Regions from separate parts of the Homo sapiens genome. Here region 1 is linked to region 2. Evidence: read pairs that join two places in POLR2A ChIA-PET (ENCODE). Cell type or tissue: IMR-90. All regions are shown on one strand. Each heading gives the region's core, and the rest is flanking DNA. Links, peaks and the distances in the headings are about the cores only.

Evidence for each region. ChIA-PET counts read pairs that join two places held together with the same protein. Peaks named below come from ENCODE experiments on the same cell type or tissue, not always from the same donor. Only the 100,000 strongest peaks of a DNase experiment are listed, where the experiment ranks them.
Region 1: POLR2A ChIA-PET joins it to region 2 with 9 read pairs; 1 of 35 experiments calls an interaction of 5 or more read pairs at or near these places.

The regions. Positions count from the first base shown.
Region 1 is chr2:160,948,373-160,958,455 of GRCh38, forward strand. No RefSeq gene overlaps it. Among named protein-coding and RNA genes, the nearest start is that of TANK-AS1, 210 kb to the right of the region's middle. In IMR-90, for the core only: no CTCF peak of the experiment used is centred there; no DNase peak of the experiment used is centred there; H3K27ac peaks cover 205 bases.
Region 2 is chr2:160,516,357-160,526,439 of GRCh38, forward strand. No RefSeq gene overlaps it. Among named protein-coding and RNA genes, the nearest start is that of RBMS1, 28 kb to the left of the region's middle. In IMR-90, for the core only: no CTCF peak of the experiment used is centred there; a DNase peak (open chromatin) is centred at 6,795.

The sequences.
Region 1 (10,083 bases), core at 2,127-7,126, 430 kb after region 2:
AGGATCACTTGTCCAGGGGATGGCAGTGAGCTTCTGACCTCAGCCACCCAGTGCTTGCACAGAAGTCCCATGCATGAAGCAGACTTGGTGGCAAGGATGAAGGCCATGCATAAGCCCAACAGCATGGACTCTCTCATTAAGACTTCTCTAGCTACTGCCACTGCTGAATTTCTAAACTGTCAGCAGCAGAGACTCAATATAGTGCTTCAAGACGGAAACATTCCCCAGAAAGCTGGTCAATTACTTGGTAGCAAGTTGATTACACTGGACACCTTCCATCCTAGAAAGACAGCAATATATTCTCACCAAAATTCATGCCTATTTTGATTATGAGTTTGCCTTTGCTACCCAAAGTGCCTCCACCAGCATCATCTGAGGGCTTAAATAGTAAGTGATTTACCAAATGGAATTCCCAAAACATTGCTTTAGACCAGGGGATGTGTTTTACAGTGCAGAAGTGCCACAATGAGTACATGAGTAGAGAATCCACAGGTCCCATCATATACCACATCACTCTGAAGAAGCCAGCCTAGTAAAATGATGGAATTCCTTGTTCAAAGGCCAGCTAAGGAGGCCACGTGGGGAACCACACCCAACAAGGCTGCTGCCCTCCAGGATTCTGTAGGTGCACAGAACTGATAGCCAATATATGGTGAAGTAACTGGAATACATAAGCCTGAAATCCATAGATAGGATTGGCCCTTCTCATCACCACTCCCAGCGGCACAGTTGCAGGAAGTATGTTTCCCATCCCTACATCCTTAGGCTCTTCTGGATTAAAAGTTCTGAATCCTGGTGTGGGGGTGAGTATGGACAGTGCAGGGAGGCTTCCACCAGGTAACACAGAAAAGTAGAAAGAGTTCCACCAAACTGAAAGCTATGACTACTATTTTGTCATTTGGGGCTTCTCAAACTGATGGAGCAGATGGGCTATACTGATGAATAATGATACCATGTAACAAATCTGCACATGTACCTTCTGTATCTAAAATAAAAGTTGAAACTTAAAAATAAATAAAATTTATCCAGAAAAGATATGTAAGACAATAAAATTAAAAAATAATAATAGAAAAAATAAGTCTGTGAATATTTCATCTAGCTTTTCAATTAGGAAAAGAGGAAGTCAAATTGTCCTGTTTGCAGATGACATGATTGTATATCTAGAAAACCCCACTGTCTCAGCCCAAAATCTCCTTAAGCTGATAAGCAACTTCAGCAAAGTCTCAGGATACAAAATCAATGTACAAAAATCACAAGCATTCTTATACACTAATAACAGACAAACAGAGAGCCAAATCACGAGTGAACTCCCATTCACAATTGCTTCAAAGAGAATAAAATACCTAGGAATCCAACTTACAAGGGACTTGAAGGACCTCTTCAAGGAGAACTACAAACCACTGCTCAATGAAATAAAAGAGGATACAAACAAATGGAAGAACATTCCATGCTCATGGGTAGGAAGAATCAATATCGTGAAAATGGCCATACTGCCCAAGGTAATTTACAGATTCAATGCCATCCCCATAGGCTACCGATGACTTTCTTCACAGAATTGGAAAAAACTACTTTAAAGTTCATATGGAACCAAAAAAGAGCCTGCATCTCCAAGTCAATCCTAAGCCAAAAGAACAAAGCTGGAGGCATCACACTACCTGACTTCAAACCATACTACAAGGCTACAGTAACCAAAACAGCATGGTACTTGTACCAAAACAGAGATATAGATCAATGGAACAGAACAGAGCCCTCAGAAATAATGCCGCATATCTGCAACTATCTGATCTTTGACAAACCTGACAAAAACAAGCAATGGGGAAAGGATTCCCTATTTAATAAATGCTGCTGGGAAAACTGGCTAGCCATATGTAGAAAGCTGAAAGTGGATCCCTTCCTTACACCTTATACAAAAATTAATTCAAGATGGATTAAAGACTTAAATGTTAGACCTAAAACCATAAAAACCCTAGAAAAAAACCTAGGCATTACCATTCAGGACATAGGCATGGAGAGGACTTCATGTCTAAAACACCAAAAGCAATGACAACAAAAGCCAAAATTGACAAATGGGATCTAATTAAACTAAAGAGCTTCTGCACAGCAAAAGAAACTACCGTCAGAGTGAACAGGCAACCTACAAAATGGGAGAAAATTTTTGCAACCTACTCATCTGACAAAGGGCTAATATCCAGAATCTACAATGAACTCAAACAAATTTACAAGAAAAAAACAAGCAACCCCATCAAAAAGTGGGCAAAGGACATGAACAGACACTTCTCAAAAGAAGACATTTATGCAGCCAAAAAACACATGAAAAAATGCTCACCATCACTGGCCATCAGAGAAATGCAAATCAAAACCACAATGAGATACCATCTCACACCAGTTAGAATGGCATTCATTAAAAAGTCAGGAAACAACAACTGCTGGAGAGGATGTGAAGAAATAGGAACACTTTTACACTGTTGGTGGGACTGTAAACTAGTTCAACCATTGTGGAAATCAGTGTGGCGATGCCTCAGGGATCTAGAACTAGAAATACCATTTGACCCAGCCATCCCATTACTGGGTATATACCCAAAGGACCATAAATCATGCTGCTATAAAGACACATGCACACGTATGTTTATTGTGGCACTATTCACAATAGCAAAGACTTGGAACCAACCCAAATGTCCAACAATGATAGACTGGATTAAGAAAATGTGGCACATATACACCATGGAATACTATGCAGCCATAAAAATGATGAGTTCATGTCCTTTGTAGGGACATGGATGAAATTGGAAATCATCATTCTCAGCAAACTATCGCAAGGACAAAACACCAAACACTGCATATTCTCACTCATAGGTGGGAATTGAACAATGAGAACACATGGACACAGGAAGGGGAACATCACACTCTGGGGACTGTTGTGGGGTTGGGGGGTGGCGGGGAGGGATAGCATTAGGAGATATACCTAATGCTAAATGACGAGTTAATGGGTGCAGCACACCAGCATGGCACATGTATACATATGTAACTAGCCTGCACATTGTGCACATGTACCCTAAAACTTAAAGTGTAATAATAATAAAATTTTAAAAGAAGAAAAAAAAAGAAAAGAAAAAAATTAAAAAAGACATATCTGCCCACTTTTTCACGTTTTTAATATGCTTTTTTTGTAGAGAAACCTTCTGTTTTTCACAAGGAAAAAGAGTTTTCAACTTCTTACTTTCTATTTGCTTTTAGTTTTTTGTTGTTTTTCTTGTTGTTGTTTTGAGACACGGTCTCACTCTGCCACCCAGGCTGCAGTACAGGGATGTGATCATAGCTCATTATAACCTTGAATTCCTGGGCTCAAGAAATCCTCCTGCCTCAGCTTCCCAAGTCGCCAGGACTATGGGCATGCACCACCATGCCTGGCTAATTATTTTTTATTTTTTACCTTTTGTAGACAGGGTGGTCTCCCTATCTTGCCCAAGCTGATCTCAAACTCCTGGCCTCAAGTGATCCTCCCTCCTCGGCCTTCCAAAGTGCTGGGTTTACAGGTGAGCCACCTCGCCTGGCTTACTTCCTTCTTTAAGTAGGAAGGCATTGGAACAAATCCTTGCTACCACCACTAGATGGGTGAAATTGACCCAAGGCCTCGATGTCCTTGAGTCTCAGTTTTGGTGACTAAAATCCTTACCCTTCCCACAGGAACATCATGGGGATGGGCGTGGGAAGAGAATATACTGTGAAAGATGTAACTACTACTGTTATTATGGTTTTGCTTAAAGTAGACTATAAAAGAACATCTACCTAAAAGAAGTGTCTGGTACATCATCAATCTACAGTTAGTCTGTTCACATAAGCTAATGCTATCAATTCTGCTGAAAAACCCAGACAGGACTGGTTTTTCCGTGGCCAACCTTTCTCTAGTCTCCATGATCTGCCATGTCCTATTTCACTCTCTTTATCATTAAAAACTGTGCTCATTGATACAATATTTGACTCTTTCCTGCCTTTTAAAAATTCAGCACATGAATGAATCACCGAGTTAGAGAAACAGATTAAAGGAAAAGCTAAAATATACAAATGTACCCGTTGCAAGGTCCTGGCAGTAAATTTTCAAAATAGCTCTGTGCAACGGACAGAATTAACTTTCCCTTTATTCTTCTGGCAGTATGTCTCTGTAGAGTCTGGCAGAGACATTTAACAGAACAAAATGAAACTTTATTTTCTCCTTGTATTGGTCTGATGCTGTCAGCCCGAGAGTCTTTTGGAATGCCCCGGTGCACTCCAAATGGGCTCTGTGAGCTCACAGGAGGCAGGAACAATGGCCTGCAGACTGCTGAAGTGGGCAGTGCTGCAACCTGGAACCACACCAGCCCTGCTGGGAAGGAAGCCTGTCCGTTTATCAAACTGACAGCAAGGCAGCAAAGGGAGCAGCTGAAGCATCCTCTGCCAAGGACGAGCATAATGCAGAAAAATACGTCATTGCTGCTGGTGAATGAATATATTCTGGTTCAATTGGTGGACCATATCACCAGTCAACTAAAGTAATGGACAGTAGAGAATGACCAAGAGTTATGTCCTCCAAGTAAAGCTGAAAATAGGTTTACCTGAAGTGAGTTATTGAGTTGGAGTCAGACTTGCTGGCCTCATATAAGGAATAGAACGCTAGTATCTTACTTGTATCTCAGAAACTATTAAAAGCTTTGCCCTAAGCGCACCCAAGGCCTTTTCCAGATCATGAGTCAAATTTCCCCAGCTTTTGATTATGGTTTAAACTATACTGGCAAGAGGCTGTTACTGTTTAGATAAATTTCAAATAAGCAAAGCCTTAATATCGGAGATGCTACGACTGCCTCTCCAAAGGGTGGCTTAGTATGTGTTTTAAACAGAATACAAAACATTTGCATTATTTCTAGTTCCTATTTCACCATCACTACAAAATGCCATTTGCCTGGGAAAGCCAATATTACTACTGAAACACTGAAGGCAGAGTAACATACTGTCATTCCTTCTTTGCATAACATGCTTTCCTAGTATCAAATACCTCTCATTTATAGCACTATCACTATTGTAATTTTACATTAATTTACTTATATGATTATTTGAGCAATGTTATCTCTACCACCAAACTATAAACTCCAGGAAGCCAGGCTGTGTCTCTTTTTGCTCACCTATTACCATCCCTGATGCAGAACCAAAACATCTGTAGAATGACTATTATTTAGCAGGGCCATTATCAATGAGTTTGTATTAGTTACCCACAATGTGCTAAGAATTGAGTAATATAAAAAAGAACAAAGAGCTTAGGCTCTAGTCTTGAGAAGTTTACATTCTGAGATTGTTCCAGGTTACAATGAACTCCTAAGCACCCACACACCCCACCCCACCATTCTCTGTACACTTATTTCCTGCTGCATTTGTCACTTCTAGCATACTATACAATTCGGTTTTTTGTTTTTTATTAACTTCTGCTGCCTCTCATTAGAATGTCAACTCCAGGTGGCATAAGTTTTTTTTATCTGTTTTATTCATTGATGTTGTGCAAGTTCCTAATAATTGTACTAAATGATCATTTCTTCCTCTTGGAAATACTTCTGTATTTCTGATCTGGTCACCTTTCCTTTGCTACCTTATCTCCTATTACTCTGTCCATCACTCACTCCATTCCAGCCAAGCGTGCCAGGCAGCTCCAGCCTCAGGGGCTTTGCACTTGCTCTTCCTTCTCAGTAGGAAGCTCTTCCACACGTTCCCCCATGCCTCATTCCCTTATCTCCTTCAGACCTTTCCTCAAGTCACCCTGTCAGTGGCTTCTTCCTTGAGAACCCTATTTAAATGTGAGCCCCACCCTTCCCCACAACACACAAACACTCCTGGACCTTGCCATCTTCCTGCCCTGCTTGCTCTCCAGAACTCTTCACAGTCTGATACACAATATTCGTTATCTGTTGTCTCTTTCCCTCCCTGACCCCAGACACACTGAAATTCTAAGCTCCATGAAGACAGACATTATCCCTTCTTTACTCCTTTTCCACATCTAGAAAACTGGGTTACGCTCGGAACAAAATAGTATTTGTTGAATAAATGAATGATCACAAAGGCAATTTTTATACATGAAACACCAGATTTTAGAAAATTCCACTTTAGAAAGCATACACATGATTATAATAAGATGTATGAATTTCAAATAGGAAGTTGAATATGAAATAAAAAGTATAATAAGAAGCAGGTGGCTTGGAAAGGTTAAGTAATACAAGGCATACATCTTTGCTTTTTGATGAATGCAGTGCTAGAATTTAGGTCGTTGATAAATTTTGGATGGAAAATCTTAGCAGTTGTTTGCTATCACATCCTATTCTTGAAGGCAGCAATCAAAACACACACACACACACACACACACACACACACACACACACACACATCAGCCTTCAAGTATAAGATTGCCTCTGGTGCCCAGGGAAAATGAGAGGAAATGACTTTTAAATGGCTAAGGAAAGTATTCATGATTTATTAGTTCAGTGAAACGGAAGAGCAGGCGCCCACTTGACAAAGCAGGCAGAACCACCCTTCACCAGGTAGACTGACGTGGAGGCTCATTGACCAAATGCCTACAGTTACAGCTGTGTGATTATGAATGGCCCTGAGAATCGGAAACCTCAGGGGAACGCTACCAGGTCTTCCTCTTCCCTTCCCGTAAGCTTGGGGACAGGAAATTTGCAGGGAATAATTTTTCTCCATGTGAAAACCAGTTCAGAGTATACATTCTCCCTTCCACCCTAGGACTCTCGAGTATGATTTGGAATTGTGGAAGTGATAATCATATCACAATCTTTGTGATAATCATAGCATCACATTACTTTAGAGCACCAAGAGACTTACAGAATCATGCTCTCTGATCAGAGCATTTTACGAAAGGGAAAACTGAACTAAGCCAAAAACTTAGTTTGGAGGGGACACCCTAACCAGCCTCAAGATCACTGAAGCCCTGTACAAGGTTTTTCTCCCACACTGGAATGTCACTGCTGGTGTCCTAGGTAGGTCTCCAGAGAAAGAACTCATTTCAACCTTAATTAAAGCATGCAATTATTCAATTCTATATATGTCTGCATAGAACGAGAGATAGACATAGCTATAGGTAGAAAATCAATATCATAAACTTCATTGATCTTGTTTTTAATGAAGAGAAGAATGAAGGAGAAAACAAAAAGTGATCCCATAATCTCAGAGCCCTGATAACTCCTGTTGATACTTAAATCTTTATATTTTTAATACCTTTATCTCTTCTGTTTTAATAATATAAATGTAGTCACCATTTCTTAACCAGTTACTATGCACCAGGTCTTGTTCTGGGTGATATATGTATTTAAACTTCAGAATAACCTCATGACATAGGTATGATTAGTCTCATTTTACAGAGGAAGTGCTGGAAGCTTCAGGAAGTTTGCTCAAAAGGGAGACTAGGCCAAAGCCTGGGTATGGCTGGGTCAGTCCTCAAACGCAAGCCAGTGAGGTTGGAGCTGTTTCTCTGGTCCCACACTGCATCTCCATCTTCCCTTTGGGAAATAAAACTCCAGTTTCCTTCCTCATCCAAGACAGATACTTAAACCCTATATTTATGAGGACAGCTAATAATATCCCAATTACAATCACTGTATTTAGATAAAGATGAAATAGCATCATTAATATTTAAATAATAAACTTGATTACAGTTTTAAATCATTTAAGATGATTTTATTTTTCAATAAGGCATTTGAGGATCTCCCTGAGCAAGGCCTGGGGCAGGGAACTGTGCCTCTCCTATTGTCAGTTGAAGATCTTAACCTCACAGGAAAAGCAAGCACCTCAGTGGTTTTTCTTGTCCATTGCCTGCCCAGAATGCCTTATCCAAAGCAGAACAGATTTGTAGATTTGTAGGGGAAGGTTGGTTGCACCAGGTGCAGCATCGTGGCTCCTTTTGGAAGGAACAGGCAGAGCTGCGAGGAGACTCTGCTGTGTTCTTCCACAGAGGTGGCGCAGCTGAATCACCAGGGCTTGGCCCAGAAATGTGACTGGGATTCCAAGCACAGCCTCTTTCAGGAAAGGGACACAGAGGCAAGCAGAAATGTTCGTGCTCCTTCAGATAATTCATTCCTGGCTCCATTCACCCTGCCCCTGCTCCACCCCCTGGCTCCCAAGTCAAGGCAAGATTTCTTGTCAGGGTCTTTCGCAGCCAAATCATATATATGACTTAAAGAGGTTTGTTGGCCCTGGCAGTTCCTGGAATCTTTCCAGAAATATAGCCAGAGGGCCAGAGTGGTGCTGCCAGTCATCCTCTTGGGATCCAAGCTCTGAGAGAGCCAGGAGATGGCTTTCCAGAGCTCCACCCTGCCAGCTCTGATTCACATCTGTGTTCTCCTCTCTGGGGAAACTCGCAGGGTGGAGTCCAGAGGAGGGAAGGAAATCTTTGGGTCTGCTCTTTATCCATTGTCCCATCATTCTGGCGACTGTCAGTCTTTATTTTTTTAAACGTTAAACATATAAACAGCATTGCTTCATTTTTCTTTATAGGCGATAATGCTCCATTATGAAGAAAAAAAACTTGTTTCTTGCTTCCAATGGAAACGAGATGTTTACTTTTTACTTCAAACTGAGAGATTTCAGAATATGCTAAGTGAGTTCTGCCTTTCTGACTTAAGTTATCCTGTTTTTCATTTTCCTATTTTCCCACTGACAGAGAGTGCAATTATTGCTACCCTTTTTGACTAGCTAGCTGACTCTTTCTCCTAAAAACGTGAATTATAACTAGAAAAGGCTACTTGGCGGGCCTGTCTATGGTGAGCTCTTGCCTGTGAGAGTTAACTAGAATGCTCCTAGTAATATTTCGTTGTAATTTTTCTGTTGTCGTGTTCTCAGAAGCCCCAATCCATCAGTCTATTCAATTGCCTCCACTGGACAACACAGCAAAATTCATTCCAGGAGACTTCCTTTTTAATAGTTTTCACTTTGACCCATCTTATTTCTGTGAGTTATGCTGAAATGTACACATATATACAACTCACTGTTGATTCCCAGCAGCCAGAATGTCGCAGAGGTGCCACCACCATATACATTTATGCATGTAAATGTATATATACATATAGACCTGGTAAGGTTCATGCACTCAATTATCCGGCATCGTTGATGTCAGGAACTCAGAATTGCTTTGAGGAATTCAGAATTCTATTTTTAGACTTTTTCATAAATGGAAACATAAGTGACAGTCATGCTGTAGAATACAAGATGTTGTCCTTATATTAACTAGGAGAACAACATGGATGCTAATATATATAGTTCACTGTAGTTTGGTATTATTGATATTCCTTTCCTTTTCTGTGTTCAGCTTCTTCACCAAATTAAAATGCTTTGCAAAGTGTGGCTTGTTTATCATCTTCTTTCTCAATCATTTAGAATGTGGGTGTGCATGTTCCTGTTTCCTATTTACTAAATTCAAACATAGAAATTTAAACATGCTTAGAGGCTAAGACAGAGGATAATACCTCCTGGTGTTCCTAACACATTATCTCTCTCAAAACCATTTTATTACCAAATAACACTCAGAGCTTTGTGGAACAGAAAGTATGCTTCTTTATAGAGACAATAAGTCCTAGAACTCAAGCAAGTTGTTCCATGGTCATTGATAACAAGTATAACTCAAAAGTCCCATTACTGTCATATGGTTTTTTTCCATAAACAAACTGATAGAAAACTAGCAAACTTGACTGAAAAATGTAAATTCTTGGGAGAATAATTTTTCATGTAAAAACCTACCGCTAATACCTGTTCCACACTGTCCTTAATGCTAAGAAGGAATAAGATGTTCCTCTATATATCTTCATTCTAAATAATTCATAGTTCTTGATACACACATGGACCAAGATCTAACTTTTTTTATTAAATACACAGTGTTCTCAAAGCAGGTTGTTGGCTTTTGAGGCCATGAAAGTTTTGGGAAGATTTTATCTGTGACACCTGCATGCTATACTTAGCCATATGGCAGTGTACCAATGCCAGCGAAGATGTTTGGGAAAGTAATCGCACCACAGGTGACCCAAGCTCTGTCCTATGTAACTCAATTCTGCTGGACCA
Region 2 (10,083 bases), core at 2,407-7,406:
TGATAACCCAATGTGGATGAAGTTGAACTGATGCATGGCGAGATATCCGATGGGAGGCTCTCTGATTATGGGGAATTTTAGAGTGGAGAGTTTCGAGGGAGAGAACTTTGGAGGTTGAGGCACATTAACTCATAAGTATTAGAGTTAGAGATGGAAGAAATAGCAAACTGGTTGATTAAAGGACTATCGGGTCAGTGTCAGGGAGTGTAATGCTGGGGGGTGGAAAGTGAAGATGCTCACACACACTGCGGAAGACAGTAGTCCCCATGGGACTAAGAGGCAGGTTTTAGAGATCAGTAGATTGTTGCAGAGATTTCTCAAGTATATTGTCTTGCCAACTAATCCTGAAAACAGGTGGTAGGTCTGGGTCCAGCTGAAGATTTGCTTGACCTTGTCTTACACCTAATGCTAAGCGAGTTTTTGTATTACCTTCTGTGATTGATGTCATCTCAGTATTCACAGCACACCCACACTGTGCTCCAGAAAACATGAAACTAACAAAGCCCAGCTCTCAGCATCTTCCTCCTCACTCTCAGACATAACAAGCCTGCTGGGACAATTCCAATGAGCTGCCTTTGCCTGGGACAGAAACGTAGGGCTGGAGAGGGTGGAAAACAAAATGATCTTCCTACCTGCTTCCTGTGGGGCCATTTTAAGCGGGTGGGAGAGTGGGAGGGAGAGCTTATCTATATTTCAGTGCTGGTTAAAAAACATACCTTGGCTTTTGATTCAAGGTACTAATTTATGTAGTTTACATATTTGCACTCTGAGCCCCACGGTTCTTAACCACAAGTACACAGGCGTGTAAAAGGCCATTTAAGATGAGTCACTGAAATCTCGAGGGGCGTTTGTTCTCCCTCCTGCCTCTTCCACTTCTAGCGTGTTAGGTGAAGTTGTATTTGGAGGAGGCCCACAGGAAGAGCTAAGCAACAGCTTCAGAATTCAGCTGGAGCTTATGGTACATCATGTACCTCAATGGAAAAAAAAATTAAACTTGCCAGTGTCTACGTTAAAAGTTTTTGACATTTATTTAAACAAGGTCAGTTTCTTCTTTCTCTATGAAAATAGGCAAAATATTGCCACCTAAATGTCTTCATTTCAAGTAATTTGCAACACATACACAAATCACTGAGGGGCTAAGGTGACATTATTGATAATTCAAGTTTCAAAAAGGGATTCTGAGAAATTGCTTTACTGCTATGTGTTCCAGACTGACTGCCTCCATTAAGTACGTTCATTAGATAATCGCCTGACTTTTCCACTTTCCTTTTCTGGTGAAGCCACATGTAACATGTCCAAAATGTCTAGGGGAAATCATGGAAATCATGGAACTTGTGCACATGCATACAGCATTGCTTTTCAAAAAGGACAGAATATGTTCAAGAACTATTTATATTCTGGGCAAGCTTTGAATTTGTATATATTATGTGCACAGAAGATAATTTGTTATCATGTTGTACACCAAATTAAATGACCCTTTGATACTGAGGTCATGCCCATTCATATTAGTAGGAGTTAAAGACACCAAGAGGACCAAAAACTGATGCCAAGAATGCATGGAATGGTTTCCATGGAGCATAATGGCACAATTGTCTTATGGAACAAAATTGAAAAGAACTGGAGAACAGGAAAAGGGCGTGGTGTCTGCAAAAATGAAAAACTTTATTCATGGATTCAAATTTATGCTTAAAATGAATTGAATGTGATACACCATTCTTAGTTTTCAGACAAACGTTAGAAACTAGCTAAATAGTGATGGAACTTTTAGAGTAGTCTGGCAAATTTTTCTGGAAATTACTTTCCCTCAACCTCAAGTATTATCACCAGTTCTTTTTCACTCTTCCTGAGAGGATGAAAGAACATCTTCTAATTTTGGTAGAGACAGTGTCTTACTCTGTCACCAAGGCTAGAGTACAGTGGCATGCAATCATAGCTCACTGTAACCTTGAACTCATAGGCTCAAACAATTCTACTTCAGCCTCCTGCATAGCTAGGACTGTAGGAGCACACCACTATGTCTCTCTAATTTTTTATTTTTAGAGACGGGGTCTCGCTACATTGCCCAGGCTAGTCTTGAACTCCTGGCCTCAAGTAATCCTCCTGCCTTGCCCTCCCAAAACGCTGGGATTACAGGTATGAGTCACCACACGCAACGTACTTTTATTTTTTAACTAATGCTTTTGAACAGGTTCCTTTCAAACTCCTTCTCAGGACTTCATGCCACCGATCTTCACATTGCCTTATAAACCTGCCATTTCTCCCTACACATCTTGACGGGCTTGTTAGTAGAGTCCATTACCATGAAGAAACCAATCTGACCAAAAGATTGTTAAATTTTTGCCCAAGAGATATCCAAACAATTTGTTTTATCTTCCTATTTAACTGTTGGTTACATTTTGTTGTATTCTATAACCATAATTAAACCTTCCTATGATTGTCTACAGCTTTGTGAATGCTGAAAACCAATACATTGCTTTAACATTCTTGTATGTAAATATTGGTCACTCAGAGGCTTCCTGATAGTACAATTTGGTGCCATTCTTAGGACCATTACTTGTGTTAAATTCAAATTAAGGTACCTTTCTTATGCCACCAATTGCTTAAAATCATTCCACAGTTTAGTTTGTTTCATAATTTCTAGTCTAGATTGTTTGTTATGGTGCTTTCCCCACTATGTATCTAACTAGTTCCTTTCATACTCTTCTTATAACTTGGAATCTATTTTATTGTTCCCTAAAGCTCCTGACTTTGTTTGAATTTGACAACTTTGGTCATTCGTGGACTAATACTTTCATAGTTACCCCTCTCCCAACTTTTCCCACAGATCTCCTCCTCGGAATCCTTGTACCTTACTAGTGTTATAATTTGGACTGATTACTTTCTAGGTTTTATGTCATTCTATGGCTCCCTTTTACTGTGCTCCTGGATTGGATGGATGTACTGTTTCTTGGATCCTACATTTTTTTCTTTGATTACTTTGCTCCTTTGTTTTGCTGTAGTACATTTTTAAGAAACTACTTCTGAAGAGATACATGGGATGAAATGTTCTGAGATTTTACAAGTTTAAAAATGTCATTTCTTCTGCTCTCACCTCTGAAAGCTTGACTGAGTGTAGAATTCTAGGTTGCAAAAAAAAAAAAAAAATCCGTTAGAACTCCCTAACATGATAAAAGGAATTTATGAAAAACCCACGGCAAACATTATGCTCAATGGAAAGACGAACACTTTCTCCTAAGACAAAGGAACAAGACAAGGAGGTCTGCTTTTGTCATTTTTATTCAACTTTGTACTAGAAGTTTTAGAGCAATTATTCAAGAAGATGAAGTAAAACTAGTCACAGATGATATGATCTCATATTTAGAAAAATTTTTAAAAATTTCCCAAAATTATTAGAGCTAATAAATGAATATAGCAAAGTTGCAGGATACAAGATCACAAATTCAGTGGTAATTCTACAATGAAGAGACCAAAAAAGAAATCAGGAAAACAGTACCATTTATAATACTATCCAAAATAATAAAATACCTTATAAATTTAACCAAGGTGGTGAAAGATTTTTGCACTGAAATCTATAAAACATTGCTGAAAGAAATTGAGGAAGACCTAAATAAATGAAAAGATATAACATGTTCATGAATTAGAAGATTTAATATTGGTAAGATGTCGATACTAAAGCAATCTAAACATTCAATACGGAGTCTATCAAAATTCCAACAGCCTCTTTATTTTTTTTTTGGCAGAAATGGAAAAACCAAACTTCAAATTCATATGGAATTGCAGGGCCCCTAAAAAGCCAAAACAATATTGAAAAAAGAACAACAAAATTGGAGAGCTCACATTTCCTGATTTCAAAAGCTACTGCAAAGCTATAGTAATTAAAACACCGTGATACTGGCACAAGGATAAACATATAGATGAATAAAAGCATGAGTCCAGAAATCACAGATCTGTGGCAAACTGATTTCAACAAGGGTGCCAAGACCATTCAATGAGGAAGAGTAGCCTCTTAACTAAATGATGCTGGGACAATTGGATATCCCCATGTAAAGGAATTAATTTGGATCTTTACTCCATATACAAAAATTAAAGACCAGCCTGGGCAACATGGTGAAACCTTATGTCTACAAAAAATATAAAAATTAGCTGGGCATGGTGGCACATGCCTGTAGTCCCAGCTACTCAGGAGGCTGAAATGGGAGGATTGCTTGAGCATGGGAGATTAAAGCTGCAGTGAGCCATGTTCACACCACTGCGTTCCAGCCTGGCTGAGAGAATGAGACCCTGTCTCAAAAAGACAAATAAAACATAAAACCTCAGAATGGATCAAAGACCTAAGAGTTAAAACTATAAAACTTTCAGAAGGAAGTATAGGAGTAAATCTTGATGATATTTAGATTTGGCAATGGTTTCTTAGATATGACCCCAAAAACACAAGTAGCAAAAGAAAATAGAGAAATGAAATTTCACTGAAATTAAAAACTACTATGCATCAAAAAACACTATCAAGGGAGTGAAAAGAGATAGCATGATAGGGTGACTACAGTCAATAATAACTTAGTTGTATATTTTAAAATGATTTAATTACATAATTAGATTTTTGTTTGTTTGTTTTTTGTTTTTTTTTTTTTAAGACAGAGTCTTGCTCTGTCACCCAGGCTAGAGTGATCTCTGCTCACAGCGACCTCTGCCTCCTGGGTTCAAGCAATTCTCCTGCCTCAGCCTCCCGAGTAACTGGGATTATAGGTGCCTGCCACTGTGCCCAGCTAATTTTTGTATTTTTAGTAGAGACAGGCTTTTGCCATCTTGGTCAGGCTGCTCTCCATCTCCTGACCTCGTGATCCACCCGCCTCGGCCTCCCCAGAGTGTTGGGATTACAGGCCTGAGCCACCGCGCCTGGCCTGGATTGTTTGTAACTCAAAGAATAAATGCTTGAGGGCATAGATACTTCATTCTCCATAATGTGCTTATTTCACATTGCATGCCTGTATCAAAACATCTCATGTTCCCCATAAATATATATTCCTACTCTACACTTGCAAAAAATTTTTAAAAATAATAAAAATAATTTTTTAAAAAAGTGAAACAAACCATGGAAGGGGAAAACATATTTGCAAATCATATATATGATAAGTCTGATATCTAGAATATATGAAGAGTTATTACAAATCAACAACAGCAAAATAAATACCCAGTTTAAAAATAGGCAAAAACCTTGAATAGACATTTATTTAAAGAAGATATACTAGTGGCTAACAAATACATAAAAAGATGGTCAACATCATCAGCCAGTAGGAAAATTCAAATCAAAACCACCATAAGATACCCTTTCATATCCGCTAGGATGGTCATAGCTAAAAACCAAACCAAGCAAGTGTTGTCCAGGATGTAGAGAAATTGAAACCCTGAAACATAGACTAATAGACTACTTGTTTCCCAGTGTCTATTAGTTTGCTATGATGAAGTTTATGTTAAGTGTATTTTACCACAATTTTTAAAAAATGAGGGGAGGGATGGCAGGCTAAAGTACCTGTCACAGTTTTGTCAACTGGGCTAGGCTATAGAATGTAGCTACTTAATCAAAAACTACTCTAGATATTGCTGTGAAGATATTTTGTAGATGTTGTTTACATCTACAACTGATTTTAAGTAATGTCAATTTAAAGCTTTGCTTTAAGTAAAGATTATCCTAAAGTGGATGGGAAGGCCTTAAGAGCACAAAAAAAAAAAAAAAAAAAAAATTCTGCCTCAAGACAGCAGCATCTACCCCTGCCTGATTTTCCATGCCTGTCCTACAAATTTTAGACTTGCCATTTCCCACAATTTTGTGTGCCACTTCCTTAATATATATATATATGTGTGTGTGTGTGTGTGTGTATCTCCTTTTTTTTTTTCTGGAGAACCCTAATTGATACAGTGCCTTAAAAAAGTTTCTCTTAAAATATTGAAGCCATTCTTCCTAATCTTTTAGTTGTTGATGAGAATTTTAATACCATACTTTTGCAGATGATTTATTGATTTCTCTTGGAGGCCCTTGGAATCTTCCTATTTTTGGTTCCAAAGTTAGACAATGGTATCCTGAGTGTCTTTCATTGGAAGAAAAAGAGTTTTCAAATATGAAGATGTGTTTCTCCCTTCAGGTCTGGAATGTGACTTACGAAATTCCTTTGTTTTCTCTTCGCTGTTTTCTTTATTCTCTGTCTGGCATGTCTATTAGGCAGATATTTGACCTTTTGGTTAATTTTCTTTGTCCCCTTACTCTGTTTTTTTGTTGTTGTTGTTGTTGTTGTTTTATTTTTTAAAACAGGTTCTATGAATTATTGTCCTACCTTGGGTTGATAATATTTTTCTGAAATTATATTTGAAATGTTCAAAAGTTCCCTATTCAGTATTTTTTATTTTATTTTATAAGTGTTCTATTTTCTGGAATTTCTAGTTAAATTTTATTTGCTCTAAGCTATCTCTTCTGTTAGTTTTCTGCTTATTTATCATGAGAGGCAAAATTGCATAGTAGTTTATCACTGCAAACTGGAAGCAAATCAAACCCCACCTCTAATAAGAGCTAACTGTCCAAACTTGGGCAAGTAACTTAAGCCATCTCTGCCTCAGTTTCCTGGGGCATAATAACTAAGCTTACATTCATTTTGTGAAGATCTAGAGAGTTTGTTTATAAGCATACTCAGATAACTCCCAGCACATGGTAAGCACTCAATACATGTGAGCTATTCTTACTGGTCTTCTATTTCACATTGCAAGCTTTATTCATATGACTAATGAATCTTGGTTGTCTATTCACATTTTTAAAAAATCAGATTGCAAAGTTGACTTCATGCTGTTTTTGTGGGTGAGACTTACTGACTGGAAAACTTACTGTTATTATGAGTCAGAAGTGGACACTGAAATAAGCTTAAAAAAGAGAACTTCACTATGGAGCACCAACACTTATACTCTAGTTCTTCCTGGATAATCAGCTCCATTTCTTTAGAAGAGAACCCTCAAATAAGTTTGCTTTGCATTAAGAGCTTGACTGCAAGCTCTTCTATGTGGTAGGAAACTGGGATGCATTGATTGCTAAGTATATTCACCTAGAAATGATTCCCCAATTTTCAGCCACACTCTTTCCCAACTTTTGGTCCTACTTGGCTGTGGTTGAGTCATTAGCCTTTTCTGGGTTCAACTATGTGGTCGTGGTTGTCTCGTTCATTGGCTGTAGCTTCTTCCATGTACGTTCTGAGCTGGGGCTTTTTTTCTCTTCATCAATAAGAAAAAACACAAAGTAAAAATCGGCTGTAATCCCATCACACCAAGATAATTATTGTTAGATTTTAGTCTTTTTTTTCTCTTTAAAATCACCAAATGCCCTTCTCTAGTATTGTTTCTATCCATTTAACAGATTCAGCAGCACTAAAGCCCAGCATACAATTTGACAAAGTCAGAATTTCTCCATAGGACGTGGGGAAAGGCTAGGGACACTTGTGTTGATAATAATTATCTCTTGACGCTTTATATTATTATAAACCAGACAGTGATAATTATCTTTGCAGCCAAATCTGTGAATATTCATTCATTTCCTTAAATTTTCCAGAAGTTGAGACAAAGGATAAAAACACTTTCCAAAGGCTTTCCATAAATATACCAAACAGCTCTCGGGGCCAGTTTTACCAGTTTAAGCACAAGCAACAAGGTTTGATAATACGCCCCATTTTCAGCACTGATGATTATTAAGTTTTTTGGTAATTTAATGGATAAATACCTTACTGTTTCAATTTGCAGTTTTTCAACTTGTAGTAAAGTTAATTTAAAAAATAAATTAATTTTTTTATCTGGCTTGTTCTTAGCAAATAGCTCATTTTTTGTTGGGGGTGTTCATTCATTCTTTGTTTTTCCTGATTGTTTTCAACCTTTCCACTAATTATTATTATTATTTTTTTGAGAATCTAATATGCTAGGCACTGTTCCACATTTTGGAAATACAGGAGTAAATAAAACATAATCCCGACCCTCATAGAGCTTATATTTTAATGAGAAGAAAGACATAATACATAAAATGTAGTAGGTCAGATGGTGGTAAGCACTGAGAAAAAGAAAAATAAAGCAGGCAAGGATATGTTGGGAGTGGGGCCTTCTGAGGACCTATCAAGAGGGCAACATTTGAGCAGATATCTGAAGGAAGTAAGGGAATGAGCCATGTCTTTAACTGGGGTCAGAGCTTGCAGGCAGAGGGACTAGCAAGTGCAGAGACTCTGGGATGGAAGTGTGCTTGCTATGTTTAAGGAACTTCAAAGAGGCCAGAGTGGCTGGAACTGAGCAAGTAAGGAGAGTATTAGAAGGAGAGGTCTGAGAGGTGGGAGTACATATGTGGGGGGCAAATCATGTAAATACTCAGAGATAGACCCTTGTAAAATCTTTAGCTTTTACTCTGAGGAAATGGCAAATTATTGGAAGGATATGAGTGGAAGAATGACATGCTGTAACTTATTTATTTTTTTTAATCAACCAAATTCAATATCTCGATCTTGTTTTACTTGTTTTTAGTCCTGTTCAAACAAATCAACTGTACAAGGATATTTTTGAGACAACTGGGAAAATTATACACAGTCTAAGGATTAGAAGGAATTGTTAAATCTTAAATTTAAATTCTAAATTTAAATTAAAAAATTGTAAATTTATTTATATATATATTTTTATTATACTTTAAGTTCTAGGGTACATGTGCACAATATGCTGGTTTGTTACATATGTATACAAGTGCCATGTTTGTATGCTGCACCCATTAACTCGTCATTTAACATTAGGTATATCTCCTAATGCTATCCCTCCCCTCTCCCCCTACCCGACAACAGGCCCCAGTGTGTGATGTTCCCCTTCCTCTGTCCAAGTGTTCTCATTGTTCAATTCCCATCTATGAGTGAGAACATGCGGTGTTTGGTTTTTTGTCCTTGAGATAGTTTGCTGAGAATGATGGTTTCCAGCTTCATCCATGTCCCTACAAAGGACATGAACTCATCCTTTTTTATGGCTGCATAGTAATTCCATGGTGTATATGTGCCACATTTTCTTAATCCAGTCTATCATTGATGAACATTTGGGTTGGTTCCAAGTCTTTGCTATTCTGAATAGTGCCGCAATAAGCATACGTGTGCATGTGTCTTTATAGCAGCATGATTTATAATCCTTTGGGTATATACCCAGTCATGGGATGGCTGGGTCAAATGGTTTTTTTCTAGTTCTAGATCCTTAAGGAATTGCCACACTGTCTTCCATAATGGATGAACTAGTTTACGGTCCCGCCAACAGTGTAGAAGTGTTCCTATTTCTCCACATCCTCTCCAGCCCCTGTTGTTTCCTGACTTTTTAATGATCACCATTCTAACTGGTGTGAGATGGTATCTCATTGTGGTTTTGATTTGCATTTCTCTGATGGCCAGTGATGAGCATTTTTTCATGTGTCTGTTGGCTGCATAAATGTCTTCTTTTGAGAAGTGTCTGTTCATATCCTTCATCCACTTTTTGATGGGGTTGTTTTTTCTTGTAAGTTTGTTTGAGTTCTTTATAGATTCTGATTAGCCCTTTGTCAGGTGGGTAAATTGCAAAAATTTTCTCCCATTCTGTAGGTTGCCTGTTCACTCTGATGGTAGTTTCTTTGGCTGTGCAGAAGCTCTTTAGTTTAATTAGATCCCATTTGTCAATTTTGGCTTCTGTTGCCATTGCTTTTGGTGTTTTAGACATGAAGTCCTTGCCCATGCCTATGTACTGAATGGTAATGCCTAGGTTTTCTTCCAGGGTTTTTATGGTTTTAGGGCTAACATTTAAGTCTTTAATCCATCTTGAATTAATTTTTGTATAAGGTATAAGGAAGAGATCCAGTTTCAGCTTTCTACATATGGCTAGCCAGTTTTCCCAGCACCGTTTATTAAATAGGGAATCCTTTCCCCATTTCTTTTTGTCAGGTTTGTCAAAGATCAGATGGTGTAGATGTGTGGTACTATTTCTGAGGACTCTGTTCTGTTCCATTGGTCTATATATCTGTCTTGGTACCAGTACCATGCTGTTTTGGTTACTGTAGCCTTATAGTATAGTTTGAAG